2 separate regions of the Homo sapiens genome follow, and region 2 is linked to region 1. The links are chromatin loops, found by intact Hi-C in ENCODE. Cell type or tissue: Caco-2. All regions are shown on one strand. Each heading gives the region's core, and the rest is flanking DNA. Links, peaks and the distances in the headings are about the cores only.

The links. Peaks named below come from ENCODE experiments on the same cell type or tissue, not always from the same donor. Only the 100,000 strongest peaks of a DNase experiment are listed, where the experiment ranks them.
Region 2: a loop joins it to region 1, with 4 times the contacts of the local background. A loop is called at or near these places in 9 of 110 quality-filtered maps.

What each region holds. Positions count from the first base shown.
Region 1 is chr2:35,162,779-35,171,346 of GRCh38, reverse strand. LOC107985808 (a long non-coding RNA gene) reads right to left here. Exons shown (of 3, transcript XR_001739188.1): 3 at 8,508-8,568. Among named protein-coding and RNA genes, the nearest start is that of MIR548AD, 300 kb to the left of the region's middle. In Caco-2, for the core only: no CTCF peak of the experiment used is centred there; no DNase peak of the experiment used is centred there.
Region 2 is chr2:35,424,125-35,432,692 of GRCh38, reverse strand. No RefSeq gene overlaps it. Among named protein-coding and RNA genes, the nearest start is that of MIR548AD, 43 kb to the left of the region's middle. In Caco-2, for the core only: a CTCF peak has its summit at 3,964 (motif pointing right); a DNase peak (open chromatin) is centred at 3,942.

The sequences.
Region 1 (8,568 bases), core at 441-8,440:
AATTTCTCTGACTATTCTTCCATAATCATATCTCCCTCTGACTCCAGCCAGGAAAAAGTCTTTGAATTTAAGGTATCATGTTATTAGACTGAGACCACTAAAATAATCCAGAATAAGCTCCCCAACTCAAGTTCCTTAACCTAATCATATTTGCAAACTATATTATATTTGCAAACTATAAACTATATTATGATTACACATTAAATGTGTAAGAAACACATTTCCAGATATTTGGGATTCAAACAATGGTATTATTGGGGATATTATTGATATTCTGCCAACCATAGTCTGCCCTCTGGCCCCCAAAGATTCATGTCAATTCCACATGCAAAATATATTCATCCTAGCCCAAGGTTTCCAAAAGTCTCAATCATTACAACTTAAATCTAAAATCTCGTCTAAATTTTATCAGCTAAACGGCCTCACATCTCATTATCTAAATTATCTAAATCAGATATGTCAGGTGTGAGTGAGATTTTGGATCTGACCCATCCTGGGACCCAATTTGTGAACCTATGAAACTCAAAATACAAGTTAGCTCTTCCCAAAATACAATGATGGGACAGTCATACAGTATCAGTGATAGATATTTTGGGTCAGATAATCTACATTTTCTTTTGCCATAAAAATAAATTTCCCTTAACCTGTGTTTCATATTTTAAGCTGAATATTAATATGTATCTGCTCTCCCAATACAGGCCATAGATGAAAACTCAAATATCAGCCTTTCTTTTGAAAAAGCAATAATATCTTGGCATTATTTTGTATGCCAAGAACCCATAAAAGCAATCAATTGCTATATGAGGTTTTAAACAAGAAAATTATTTCCTAGTTTTGGAGTCAAAGTGGAAAGGTAAGCATGTCTCCTTTTATTTCTTCAGATGCCTCCTAATATTTCTTCTAGTCTCATTTGTTTCTGTTAGGGTCATGCGAGGAAGGTAAAACTGAAGAAGATGATGTTATATGGTTGCAATAGAATACAAAGATTTTGACTTACATAAATCTTTGTCAGGTTTAATCCTTTTGGAACTAGGCTTGAGAAATTGCTGCCTCTGCTTCCATGATAGTTGTAGCAATAACAAAATCAATAAGCCTTTCTAAGATGCAGTAAGCCAACTGTCTTGTTACCTCAGAATGCTGAAGTACTGCAGGGGTGGGACACACACATTCTAATAAACAATATAAATTGATAATAATGTTATATTTTATACCTTTATATATAATTATATGGAACAATTTTCTTCTATAATATTTACTACATTTACAGAGAGTGGGAAATTATATTTACATAAACTTAGCTTATAATTAAAATGGATTTTGCCTCTATAAAATGTAATACATAAAAGAAACATACTTTGGCTTATTCCTCTAAATTGGAATGTTTTTATTTGACCAAAAAAACCTGTCACTATTAGAATTACTAATCCAGAGAAAGTCTAGTCTTTCTTTTTGGCTCGAGAGCGATTCTAAATGTTCCACCCAGAGATGTACCCATTATGATGTCTTTTTCCTCACTTGCCAGTTTCTAAGAAGTGTCTTCCTTTATCCTTAGACTCCATTAACCAACCTCTAAGGAGTGCCTGAGAAATGCCTTTTTCTGTGATGAGAGGCTAACTTCAGGGATTCATGGAAATCACTACAGCTAGTTGCTGTGGATCTCTACTACTTTCAGTGCTGGGTTGAGCTACCCTGAGACACCAAAAGGCAATCCATGACTGTGGCAAAAATACTACAGACCCTTAACTCTAACATCCTTCTGCAGGTTTAAGAAGCTATGTACACTCAATCACCCTTCTGCCTCCCTTCAAACCAGGGTTGCTCTTTCCTTTGAGTGTTTTCCTTCCTGAGTTATAAACAGAGACTCAATTTTTCAGTTTCCTAACATCAATTTTAAACATTGGAGAAAAATATGAATCAATACAAATTAAAATATTTTGATACTTGATATTTTATATATCTGTCTGGTATATTAGCCCATTAACGGTCAGAAAGAGAGTGTTACTATATTGTTAAGGCATTAGATAAAATTCTAATAAAGACAATAAAAGTAGTAGCTTCCACATGATTTAGTAAATGGAGTTGCACTACAGCAAATTTACTCTTAATCACTGAAAAGCTACCAAAAAGAACTTGATTTTGGCTAGGGTTACTGGCTGAAATCTTCCTCCTATGGATCAATAGGTTCAACCTGAATTCCCAACCATTTTCCTTGCTGTATAACTTTTCCTATTGATGCATACATCACTTTGACTTTCAAAAATAACGGTCAAGTTATACTAAAGACAGATGCTTGCTATTAGTAGCAGGCAATTACTTAGTGAATTTGTTTTTATCAGATTGTCAGTTACCTTCTGGTTATAGTGGATCAGCTTTCATTTCAATTTAAATAAGTAAGTCTATGGCAGAATACAGAATGTACTGGTGGTACCAAGTCCTTTGTAATGTTTTTCTTCTAGGTGATGCACATTGTTTCCCGTCCATAAAACCTTCATTAAATGGTGCATTACCCTTAAGAAGATTTGATAACAGATCTCATCCTGCCCCTTATTGCTTACTGTTGAACACTTCATTCAAAATAATAGTAACAATAATAAATGTTCAAACACAAAAGATTAGTGTATAATCTATAGCCTTAAAATACATATATTATATATACCCATATATTTATATATTTATTTATTTACTTTAGAGGGAGAAATTAGACAAAAATATATTATCAGTGAAGAATCTACAGCCAGAGATTTTTACCCTACATATACTTTTGCTAGAGAAGATTGCCCTCTGCTGTTGAAAATTTGTGACATTTCAGTTGGGTTGATTGGCACCTGTCTTGAAAATATTTATCTTTATTATTCAGAAATTCTCCCCAAAAATAATCTTCCTCAGAATAGAAACATGTTATTATTGAATATAAAAATATTAGATAATGAGAAATCTCCCTTATTCAACCTTCCAAATATTATAATTACCACCTTGGTAATTATTGCTAAGGAAAATATTATTGTAAAATCTGATTTGATACTAGTGTTCAATATTGATATTGGATATTGAACCAATCTAATATATGTACTGAAGTTTCAGTTTTGGTCTTTGTTAGAAGAATTCTACCAAGCTGTGTGAAGAGGGGAAAAGATCCTAAACTTAGTATGGATAACATCCAAGTTGTTAAGTTTTCTCTCTGCTTCTATTGCCATCAGAAATATGTAATTGCTTGACTTTTGATAGATACTGTTGGCAATTTATAGGAAAATATAATTTCTCATTGAGAAATAAGGAAATGATAATTGAACATGTGGGAACAAATCTTTCTGTTGCCATGCTGCGATGAATTTGAGGTTGATCGAGCTTGCTTGGTTATGTGGCAGTAGAGTGAAAATGGGATGTCAGTTCCAATAGTAATTAACCAGAACGATTACAAATGTCTAAATGATGGAACATTAGAGTTGACATGTTTTTGAATACAACTTGACATAGAGTCATGAAGAGTTGTCCTGAGTTGACTCCAGACTGTAATAGAAGCTGCCAGAATATATAGAAGTGTGGCATATCTGCTCATTGAGCAATCGTCAGCCTTTACGTCAAGTGCACTGGCCTTATCAGGTGTGTCACAACATCAAATGTGAAGACATCCATAATTATATTATTTTGTACTACATATATTTGGAACTCTAATGCAGTCATTTCTTGACAATGAGAAGAAATGGATAAGATTCCTTTCCCAACTCTGTATTTTGAAGATAGATTTTTGAATCCATTTGTTTTCCAATTTTTCTCTCTAAGAAAAGAACATTTCTAAAGATGCCTAGGGAATTGACTTGCTTTCATGTTCTGTGTGCTCTGGTCCACACTGTAATAACAGAAGTCTTTAATGTGAAAATACTTTCTGTTTGGATTTTAACCTAAGAAATATCTGATGAATTAGTCGTAAAAGTTTACATTTTTTTTTTAGTTCAGGAAAAGATGAATAGAAATTGTTTTAAGGTCACAGAAAACAAGTGATATAGCTAAGATAGAAAATCAGGCTTCCTGTTTCATAGTACTCTTGATTCTGAAAGTCTTTCTATAGTTTTAATGTAAAATTGCTAGAAAAAAGTTAATACTTGCTTGACTGGAATTTTATTTCAAAATTTAGTTATCACTGTCAGGGAAGTGTGACTTTTCTCTGAGTGTTGTTAAAATTATTAAAATACTTGGAGAAAGCAACTTTTTTTTTCAGTTTGTATCTATTTTCAGTATGTCTTCTATGTAAATAAAGTTGAGTTATATTGTGCTTTTAGAAATAAATTCAATATTTGTTATAATTTAACAATAATCTATTGAATACACATTTTTAGTATCAGAGAAAATACCTAAATGTGAAAGAAAATCCATATCCAGCAATAGATTACAATTTCACTGTGGCAACAGAGCATAATAGGTAAAAATGAATATGAGTAACATTTAAAATAAATAATAGACATGTATATGAATAAATGTTTAAAATAAAAATACAAAGCAGTGCTTTTTCAGCTTTATTGAAATAAAATTATGATACAAACTGAACATAATTAATGTATACAATTTACTAAGTTTGAACATGGGTATCCACTTTACCACCACTGCAAAGTATAAATATATCCATCCCCTCCAAAAGTTTCCTTGTGTCTCTCTTTGTTTGTGGTAAGAACATTAAACATAAGATGTACCCTTTTAACAATTTTTAAATGTACAATACTTTATTGTTAACTATAGGTGATATGTTGTACAGCAAATCACTGGAATTTACATACCTTTTATAACTAACTTCATACCCATTGAACAGGATTAAACTTATCCCCCTTTCTTCACTCCCTGGTAATCACCAATCTATTGTCTACTTCTAGATGTCTCACATAAGAGGAATCCTCCAGGATCTGCGCTTCTGTGACTGAATTATTTCACTAAGTAACATCCTCCACATTCATCCATGTTGTTTCAAATAGTAGAATCTCCTTCTTTTTTAAGGCTGAATAATATTTCATTTCCCTCTATAACATTGAAAATATTTAGAAATTTCTAATACTTTGGTTGAATATCTTGCTTTTAAGAGTACCACTTTATTTATTTTGTAGATGTTAACAAAAAAGGAAGACCTTTAATGCAAAGTTTATATATCATACAAATTTATAAATATCTATATATTATATACACAAAAATGATAAATATATATCATGTTTACATATATAATTCATATACAACATAAGTTTATATTTATAAACTTCATTATATATATAGAGAGAGAGAGAGAGGGAGAGGGAGAAAGAGATGGATCAGGTTTCCAGCAACTTTGAGGCTCTCTGTCAGAAATCATCTATTTTTCTACAATTGTTGGAAAATACTATTTTTAAACTTATACAAATAAAACTGTCAGTGTTCCTAATAGTCACTCTAAAGTACTCTATATCTTAATTTGATTTCAAAACACTAACTGGATAACACAAATTCCATTCCATATATCGTGCCTTACACTATGCAGACACACATACAAGCCAGTGAACGTCATAAAGCCCTCCCAAAAGGATGGTGTCTTTGTTAAAGGAGGTATCTCAGATAATGATATATAACTTCGTCTTTTTATTTGCGCCTCAATGCACTATAAAAGACTGATGATGACTAAGACTCATACTTTTCTTCATAAGTGGGAGAAGGCAATAATGAAAAAGGGGATATGAAAAGAGAATCAATATGAATCTTAGCTAAAGTAAAGAACTTGCTTCGTTGGGTAAGAGATATAGTTAGCAAGGTCCATTGTGCCTTTACTTGTGGAAGGCAATGACTAAACTTTATTCTGTAGAATAACACTTGTGAAACTTTGGACCACCGGCTTTCTAATCACCCTGGAGTAATATTTAAGAAGCAATATTGGCCAGACAATCTTTTCAAACAGAGTATCTAGAGTTGTTTCTAGGTATTTAATACCTGCATTTAAATCAAATGCCCAGGTGATGTTTATATAATATACAGATGCTGAACCACTCTTATAAATTTTTGGAAATACTGAAGGTTTGTGAACATGGAAGAACACTTATGACACATATGTTTTGAGAACATAAAACTGATTATAGACTGGATGGATGGAGAAAAGGCTGGAAAGTAAGAAAACCAGTTGGTCATGTGCAAAGGTTGTACCTAGATTGAGTTGTGTCAGGATCAGTGCAAAGGGTAAGATGAAGTGGAAAAATATTTCATTAGGTGAATCGACTGTACCAGAAGGAATGTATCATTTAGCTGAATCAAGGAGACTTTAAGTTTCACATCTGAGTGACTATAAGGTGATGTTGACATTTGTGGAAGGAAGACCATCATTACTAAGAAATAATGAGGTTCTTTGTTTATCTGGTCAATATTTATCCACATAATCTAATTTTCTTATTTCTGTTTGAACTTTAGACTCCAATGATTTAATCATTTAATTATTCATACCTGATTATTTCACATTCAAATTTATGCCATTTATGTTTCTCAGAACAGAAAAAAATAAACTAACAACCGAAAACTATTAGTTAATACATATTACCTAAAACAAATCAGAATACTGGATTAAAGATTATTTTACATGCTGTTGTATAAAAAAACTGCATTTTTATGGTCTGCAAAAGTAAAAGAAATAAGTGCATGTAACTTGATTTCTCTGTTACCGTTAAGAAATGCATCATTCATCCTTCCTTCTAAATCTGTTACCATGTGATCTGGCCTTTCACTGACTTTAATTTCTCTGGGAACAGGCTCTTGTGAAAATGCTTCATGTCATGTTTGCTCAAGGAAATAGACAAGTGAGAAAAAAAGTTGTAATAAAGCTTTAGTAAGGAACTAACTGACATTGAAACAACCTATTCTTTTCAAAATCTTGATTATTGGCCAGAAAGTTCAGAAAAATATTAGAAAATAATGTAAAGGTTGATGGGGAAAAAGAAAGGAATAAAATGACGAAGACTCATTTTCATTCTTTAATTTTTTTTAACTCGAGGAACAGTAAACTCTGGGTAAGAAAATACTCTATATAAGAATTCATTTCCTCAAAACCTGAGTGTGAATATGTATAAGTTTAGCTTTATAAACAACTAAAGTATGATCAGTCTGTCTTACCTTTAAGATCTTCAGTTTGCTGTCAACACTTTTTGTTGTTTTAGAGAAGACTCTATCAATATGCTGAATAAGCAGTAAATTCATTGCAGTGCTTCCTAAGTGCTCCTATTTCACCCTGGAACCCTTGACGGAAGGTATTAAAATGCAGCCAGGCATAAAATATATTCATATAAATTTTACATATTTTAAAGCATATGTGATCACGAGAGAGAAAATGATGCATATGTAAGAGTAGTCAGGGGACTCATGTAAGAAGAGTTTCAAGAAATTAGGATAAAAAAAACTTTCAACCTGCCCTCCCCTATTGTCTGCCTCCTTCATATATATGCATATTTTGTTATCTAGATATAGTTATGACTATTAATCAGCATACTGGGGTTAATTTCCAAATTCTGAGTACAACAGAGGATGTAGAATATTGTATTTATTGGGAGAGATAAAACTGGAAAGAAAAGAAAAGAAAGAAAAAAGAGTATTGTTACAATTGACAATGACACAGCATCCAGGAATGAGAAAACATTAAAAAGGGTTGGTTTATCATGCCACTTTATGCTTTCATATTAATGTGGCTGAGCTGTGATAGAGATACTTGGAGATAGAGAGTCCAGAAATAGTAAAGGCCAAGTGTAATTGCTCTTTGAGGCTTATACATGAGGAGGGTACTATTGGCCCAAAATAGAGATTCCAAACAGATCTGATATTAAAATATGAATCACATTTGGGTCAGGAATTCTATCCCAAATCTGGAGGTAGTAAATGGAAACATAGGTCTCTATCCAAGTGGTGAAAATATTCAAGGGAAGAGTTTTAATGTTCAAAAGGGTCCATATTAGATACAATAAAGTCTCAGAAAGTTGAGGCCCAAGAGATTGGTCCCTGGGTCTCCCTGGTCCCTGTTCCTTGGAAAAGGACCGGTGAAGTTGAAACGAAATTACTGTCTCCAGGCAGGAGGCTAACAGAGCTGGACCAGTACCTGGAAACCAGGCTATGAGATGTCAGAGAATAAACATCACATCTTACTCTCATATATATATTAAGTACCTGGAACACAGCAATTTAAAATGTTTGACAGAAAAAAAATAATGAAGCCAAGAAAGAAATTAAGTGTGGACCAGGCTTATATGTGAATGATTACAATTTAAAAAAATGAAGATTAATATATATGCTTACAGTTTATGCTTACCCGTGCACAGTGTGATTTGCAAATTAGCCTTAGTAGCTGAAGACAACAGGATAAATTTCAGAATCCACTCAATTGAGAGACTGAGCTTCCTTGCATATCTTCTGCTTTAGTCAAATGCAGAGTAGAAGTCTTCAGTTGGAAACAGAAAAGCTAGTTGGAGAATCCTGGACTGACATATCAAATCTTAGGACTTTCTTGATTCACTCTGGTACATACTTACCTTTATTTTCTGGATCCACGTGGCTATCCATCAATGTACATCCATCAAAATCTGCCAAAAA
Region 2 (8,568 bases), core at 209-8,208, 260 kb before region 1:
TGTTACCTGTGTGTATAGTTTTCAGCTGAGGACAGGCCACAGACACAATGCAGGGTGGCCAAAACTTCAATAAAAACATCCTCAATCATGTCCTTCTGATCTTAAAGAGCCAAAGGACACGTTTCAGACAACCATAGTTGTTAGAATGCAATGAGAGGAAGGAGGATCATGAAGAAGAGACAGCCAGAAGGAAAGCCCAAAATCCTGTGTATAAACTCTGTCCCAGTCTCTGGAGGAACCTGAGGCACACATACAAACAGCCCATCTAATGATAAAAGAACTGAATTTCAGATTTGAGCTGATTCCAAAGAACAGAGTTTAAAGTTTGAGTCCAACTATGGGAATTGCCTGAAATGACAAAGTCTACATTTTTCTCAAGAATGATATAATTAATCTGCAGGAAGTGAAAGTGTCTACATGTATTATTATTACTATTGGGGGTTCTCCTATACAGAAGATTTTTTTTCTCTTCTCCTCACATTTAATTGTTTGTTTATCCAATCATTTATCTATATATGTGGGCTCACATACATTGATTTTATACTTTCTGCTATAATCCAGCACCACCTTATTTATTTTGTTATTCAGATATTTCCTGTTTTGTCCATTGGGACATCTTTCAGTTTGGCTTCTAAGTCCCTTTAACATGTTCCCACCCTTTTGTTTGTTGAGCACTTCTTATTTTCTAGCATGACAAGGGGTTCCTTGTTCATCTTACATTCTCCCTGTACCAACGTCCTGCCTGTGAGCTGGATTCAGTAAAGCATACCAAAAAGATTGTTTTATGTAATCTGACAAATCAATGTAAAAATATACGTGGAGTAATTAGATTGTAAGTGTAGCCAAAAACTTTAGGAGAATTGGTGGGGAGAGTAAATTGCATGGGTTCATAGGAAACAGGAAGGTTATTGTACCCTGTAACTATATATATTTCAAATGTATAGTAATTAAAGTTGTGCTATCAGCATTTAGATTTATACATAAACAAGTAGCAATGTAAGAAAATACATAATATGGAGCTCAGAAATTCATAAATATAACACAATTTAATGTAAACATTATATGTACAGTACAGAAATGGCCAATAGTATAGATCATTAGTATAGAAATGATCAATTAGTCAACAAACTGTGTTAGGAAAATCGTCTATTGGAAAAATTAAGTTAGCTTTATATCTAATACCTTCATAAGAATAAATTCTAGATATATGAACAACTGAAATAGATATTAAAAAAGATAACATTTACATGAGCACTCTAAATAAGATATTTGTTCTTTAAGAAAATATTAAATGAATACAAAGAAAAATATTCTCATGGCTTTTGTGGAAGGGAAGAACTAAAGAAATAAAAATAGTACAATACAGGAAGGATAAAAATATGTAAATTTATGTAATTCAATATTTAAAACATCTGAATACTAAAAAGAGAACAGAGTTGAAAAAATATCTGAAACCTATGTCAGACAAATTATCAGTGTTCACACATTTCATTAAGGAAAAATATTTCAATTTAAAAATGGGCAAAGTGTATGCATAAGCAATTCAAACCCAACAATGCAAGGGTCAATGAAAATATGACTGAAACTTAGTAGTAACCAGAATCATGTCAATCATTAAATTAATCAGATATCATTTTTCAGTCCACCATATTTGCAAAGGTTTTAGTCTCATCATATCAGTTTTGGCAAGAATATGGGGAGATTGGTAATCTCAATTGGTGCTGGTAGTATAAGTTTTGGAGGCAATTTGGAAGATTTTAATAACTTTAAAAATAAATATATCCTATGACTCAGTAAAACCATTTCTCAATATTGATTATAGATCCTGTGCACAGGAAAGCATGAACAAAAAAGTTATCTTTTAGTAACATTTATTATGGTAAAATATTCAAGCAGCCTAATTTGGGAAATGCTTCAATAAACTGTGGTGTGATAATTGCTATAGAAAACTTAGGAGCAATTAAAAAGAATAAAGAATGTGTACATGTACTATTCAGAAAAGATACCCAAAGTATATGTTTAAGACAAAAATTGTTTTAATAAAATATACATGATATGATTTATATAAAATGTAAGCAATCATAATGATAAAAATATGTTATATGGTCATATATGTAAATATATAAAAGTTCGTAGAAAGAAAAGGCGTATAAGCTTCCACAGCTACTTAAGGATTTGAGACAGAAATTTGGGATGAAGTGAGGACTTGAGTCTTAACTGACAAAGCTTTGTTTTTCATGAGGGAAACTTACTAAAATATTCCTTATAAAACCAAAACTGTCTTGAAATGACCACAAAAAAGTATATACTATTTAATTCATAAAACCAGTGTATTAAATGACATAACGTGGTTAACACATAGCCTGGTTGACAGAAGGATGTGGTAGTTGCATATGATATGTATATAATAGTATATGTGTATATGATATGACAGTATATGATAGTAAGAATAGAACAGTTTAGAAATATGTAGCAAAGGCACTAACAACGTCTCCAGCCTTTGTTTCAGAAAAGAGGAAACATAGTCCTTAGATATCTAAGAATTGAAAGACCCACCCCTAATGTGATAAAAATGTTTCTCTAAAACACAATTATCACATTATTCTTAACAATCCCCTCTACTAAAACTAGGACAAGATATAGATTACCTAAAATCACTATAGTATTGTTAAAAAATTCTGGCCAACGAGAGACAAATTCAAATTAAACAATAAAACAACGGATTATACTCACATAGCGACTAGAGAAAAAGAGCCTCATTATTTATTATTATTACTCAGTGTAACTTTTACTTGAGTGAAAAAGAAATGGGTAGAATTACAGCTGTTGCTCTAATAATTGTGTCTAGCTCTGACCACTTCCATTTTAATTTGTCACATATGTGAATATCATCAGCGATGACTTTTTCGCAGGGGGAAAAAAGTCCAAAAGATTAAAAAGGTATTGAATTACATAGTTCAATAAATGCAAAGCCTGCAAGTATGTGCAAAAGAATCAATAAACATCATACCATGGTGTACAAGGCCCTACATATTCCTGTCTCAGATACCACTTGGATCCCACTGACAGTTGGAGAGAGTATTCTTGAAATTCTTGTTTTTCTTTTTGTTTCCCAACATTTTACAGTACAATACACAACCAGCAAAACAGCACACATCTTGACATCTTTTTACATGTGACTGCCAACACTTTGCCTTAAGCCTGTCACAACCTTGAATCCTTGACAGGTTACATTTGTGTAAATAAAAGTGATTCCAAGGTCTTTGGCCACAGTCCTATAATTTCTTCCTTTCTTTTTCTTTTCTTTTTTTCTTTCTTTCTTTCTTTTTTTTTTTTTGAAATGGAGTCTGGCTCTGTTGCCAAGCTGGAGTGCAGTGGCGGGATCTCAGCTCGCTGCAACCTCCACCTCCCAAGTGCAAGTGATTCTCCTACCGCAGCCTACTAAGTAGCTGGGATTACAGGTGTGTGCCACAACGCCCTGCTAATTTTTGTATTTTTAGTAGAGATGTGGTTTCACCATGTTGGTCAGGCTGGTGTCGAACTCCTGATCTCCAGTGATCCGCCAGCCTCAGCCTCCCAAAGTGCTGAGATTACAGACGTGAGCCACCGGCCTAATTTCTTCCTTTCTATTGTTGGAATGGATTCAGGTTTTGTGGGCCCTGGTGCTTACACTCTTTGGAGGGTCCTTTTTAAAAAAGTAATTTAAAACTACCAATACCAAATTGAGGATGGAAATGAATATTTTTTTTTTAGAATGAGAAAAATAATGAACAAGTTATAACTGTTGAAAAGCTGACAAATACCACAAATATCACAAAGAAAGCCAAAATTACTGTTATTATTATTAACTAGAGAATCCAGCCCCTTGCTAGCTTGAAAGACTCTATAGTTTCTGACCCAGCGGCTGGTACAGCTTGGCCAAGAAGCAATGGGTTGGAGTTGGACTCCCTCCCAGCAGGGGGCAGAGCAGAGCTTTCTTCAGGTCCTTTGTTCATCTTTGCCAAGTTGTTAGGCTGATCCTTTACTTCTGTAATTTGATCATTTGCAGAGTGGGACTATAGTGAAGGAGAATATGAAATCTTCCTTCCCCTTTAGTCTTATAAGCAGTGATTTAATTTTTTTTAAAGTCTTGGTATAAGTAAATGCATGCTTACTATACAAAAAATGAAAGGTATAGAAAATATAAAGTAACAAGACCCTATTGCGTGAAGGCAATCACAGTTAATATTTTCATTTGTTTTCTTCCTGTTTTCTTTCTATCCATTTTACATAGTTATGAACACGCTGAACGAATACTTATTATTCAGCTTCATCACTTACCACTTTATTATGAATTTGTTCCCAAGTCATTAAAATTCTCTTAAATATTTATTAGGCTTATAATATTTTATTAACTATATATACCATAATTTACCAGTTATAATATCTATTGATGGATATTTAAATCATTTTGTCACTAATATAAATAATACTATCCTATCATCTTTGTATGTAAACATATGTCTGTATCTGTGATTATTTTCACTACATAGGCTTTTAGAAACAAAATTACAGGTTTCAGAAATCAAAATATTTGTGTGGCTCTAGGTGCACATTACCAAGAGTCTTACCCATAACCTTTCACTGCCACTGGCAGATTGTAAGATTACCTAGTTCGCAGCACCTTTTCAGCACTACTTAATAATTTAAACACATGTACCAATTTGAGAAATATAAAAAGGAACCTTTTTAACCATACATTATGTGATGATTGTGTCATGCTTTCCTTTTACTTTCAACTGTATATAATTTATTTACTTGGATACTTCATTTTATGATCACCTGATAATGCACATTAAGGATCGTCAAACTGTTCCTCTGCTATCACCACCTATTTCTTACATAGATGAATATTATGTCTAAATATGCTTTTTTACTTGTATTTTCCATTTTGAAAAATGTGGCTACTGCTGCTGGCCTAATCTTAAATAAAATAACATTACCATAATTGACAAACACATTTTATACTGACACCATTTTGAATATTTTGTTTACAAAGAGTTAAGAAATGCAGTGCCAATGTTCAAAGCAGTGGGGAATTAAAGGCAGAGATAGGGTCTATCAATCAATCAATCCATCAATCATCTATCTTCTTTACATATATCAATGCAAAGTAGCACATGCTTCAGATTTACTGCCCACAGGCAAATATAGGTTTGACAGAAAAACGTGGTCATTAAAACTTCGATTGCCTTAGTCAACTTCATAGAGGAGGAGAGCCATGAATTTTAGAAAAAGGATAAGTCAGAGCATCAGGGGGAGGACTAGAGAAAATAGTAAGATTGACTTGAGCAAGAGTTTTTAGTTGAGTAAATACCTGGCTTGAATTGGTAAGAAGATGTGGGACTGATCTGACTAGAGCTATAATTCAGTTGTTTTCAAATTTGGCTTTACAGGCATTGTATAGCACACTCTCTAACCTATGCCCCTGGCGTACTGCAGTGGAAAGGAGAGACATAAACGAGAGAGGGTCTTTGAAAGGTATATCCTATCAACATTCCTCTATCCCCAATTCCCAATTTCGTTTGTTTGCTTTTTGAAACAGGTTCTCACTCCCTCACCCAGGCTGGAATGTAGTGTTGTGATCTCAGCTCACTGCAACCTCCTCCTGCCTCCTCCTTCTCCTCCTACCTCCCACAAGAATCAAATGATTCTCCTGCCTCAGCCTCCCGAGTAGCTGGGATCACAGGCATGTGCCATCACGCCTGGCTAATTTCTGTATTTTTAGCAGAGACAGGGTTTCACCATGTTGGCCAGGCTGGTCTCGAACTCCTGACCTCAAACTATCTGCCTGCCTCAGCCTCCCAAAGTGCTAGGATTATAGGGGTGAGCCACCATGCCTGGCCTCCATCTCCAATCTTATCCACAGAAACTTTTCTCTTCTGTTCACATGCATATAGGGACCCAATGTAATATTTCATTTAAACATACGTGTGCTTTGTTAAAACAAGTTTGAAAAGTTCTGCTGAAGTGCTCAGAGGAGCAGGAGTATGGAAGGAAGCATGTAGAATAAGTGGACAGTAATATGTTGGTAAGAAAAATCCAGCAGAATGGTACAGGACAGATTTAATTGAAAAGAATGTGTTATGATGAGATAAACTTGAAGATTATTGCAAGTGTTCAACATTAATTAATCACCAATTGTTGGTGAGAAACCATTAGTTCAAGAGTAAAATGATAAATTCACTCAGGGATAACAGCAGTTGGGACTAAGAGAGGACATATAAGAGACATAAACGTAGAAAATCTCAGATTTGCTGAGAGAGAGAAAAGGAACATTCTAAAAAGAACTCAAATGTTTCAAACTGGTAACAAAATAAAATGGGACTCTTGTACAAATAAAAATGCTAAGTTTGGATTTTCACAGTGTAAATTTATTAGTTTGAAGAAATGTCAGAATAGTTAAGTAGAGTTGCTTAGCTGAAGAAAGAAACATAGGGCTATTTACATCTCCTACTGAGAGAGATTTTTGCAAATCCTCATAAAAACAATAACAGAAGACTAATGGACATGTCTTCTAAACAAGAAAGCTTAATATAAAAAGAGGGGATATAATATATGGAAGCCTTAGATTCTTTCTTGCTGAACACTGGAACATAAATAGATCCATTCAGGCAAAGAATGGAGTCAATAACAACTACTCCACCGCCACCACCCCATGCAAAAGTCTAGACTTCTTGTTAAAAGGCTTGTTTAATTTGTTTTTGTTTATTTGTTTTGGAGTGGAGGAGAGGAGGGTAATTTCATCAAATGTTAACTCCCCTGCCTGGTATTCAAGTTATTGTATAATCTATTCACACATTTCTTACTAAATTCCCAGGGGAGAACTAGCTTCTCCTATCTATCCCTTCAGCATTGCGGAATTGTTCTGAAGTTCTACCTGAAGTGAGAATAGTAAATCTATTGCTTGTGCGTGTTATTTGTGCCACAGTTGATTCTGCTTAGCTGGCTGTAAAGCAGTCATGAGTTTCCAACTGTTCCATTCCCCGTGCATCTCTTTGTTGAAGAATGCAACCTTCCAGATAGAGGAAGACCCTTCTTTACTTAGATGCACCTCTGTGATGGTTAAGTGTCAACTTGATTGGATTGAAGAATGCAAAATTTTGTTTCTGGGTGTGTCTGTGAGTGTGTTGCCATAGGAGATTAACATTTGAGTCAGTGGACTAGGAAAGGAAGACCCACCCTCCATCCAATTGGCTACCATGGTGGCTAGAAAAAGCAGGCAAAAGAAGGTGGAATAAGCTGGCTTGCTGAGTCTTCTGGTTTTCCTCTTTCTCCCATGCTGGATGCTTCTTGTCCTTGAACATCAGACTTCAGGTTATTTGGCCTTTGGACTCTTGGACTTATACTAGTGGTTTGCCAGGGACTATCCAGCCTTTGGCCACAGACTGAAGGCTGCACTGTCAGCTTCCCTACTTTTGAGGCTTTGGGACTGGAACTGAGCCACTACTGGCTTCCTCGCTCCTCAGCTTGCAGATGGCCTATCATGGAACTTCACATTGTGGTCATGTGAGTCAATTCTCCTTAATAAACTTTCCTTCATATATACATATATCCTATTAGTTCTGTCTCTCTGGAGAACTCTGGCTAATACAACATCTATGAACCATCAAAGAAGCTCACAAAGATCTGTCCGTAGGATAATATGGGACAGAAATGTTTACATGCTTCACTTTTACTAGAATGGTGCTTTTGCACATTTTCCTTTGACTTGCTTTTACTTTATGCCTATCTAATCCTCACTAAGTCCCAGTTCCAAATCATGCAAGAAAACTATTATATCCAAACAGATCAAATCTCTCTATTGTGTTGTACTGCAGTTTATAATCAGTATCACATAGTTAATATTTTTTCAGAGTCTTTGGGTCTCCAATGATAGGAACTTTATTTTAATCTCCTTTTTTTTTTTTATAATGCCTACTTTGGTTTTATGCATATAGGATGCTCTTTACAAATGCTTGTTCACTTATGGATTTATTTATGGTGGGTCGAAATAACAGACTATTTGGACAAAATTAAATGCAAATATCATTAATATTATTAATAAAAATAAAATAAATTAATAAAATTATTTAAAAAATGTATTAATAAAACTGCTTTCTAAAAAATATTTAACTTGTAAATATAAATGTAAGAAAATAATGAAACAAAGATAAACAGCTGACACTTAGATAACTTAAAGAGCTTTTGCATGGCAAAAGGAACAGTCAGCAGAGTAAACAAACACTAAAGAGAGTGGGAGAAAATCTTCACAATCTGTACATCTGACAAAGGACTAATATCTAGAATATACAAGGAACTCAAACAAATTAGCAAGAAAAAAACAAACAATCCCATCAAAAAGTGGGCTAAGGACATGAAAAGACAATTCTCAAAAGAAGATATACAAATGGCCAACAAACATGAAAAAATGCTCAACATCACCAATGATTAGGGAAATGCAAACCAAAACCACAAAATGATACCAACTTACTCCTACAAGAATGGCCACAATAAAAAAAAATCAAGAAATAATAGATGTTGGCATGG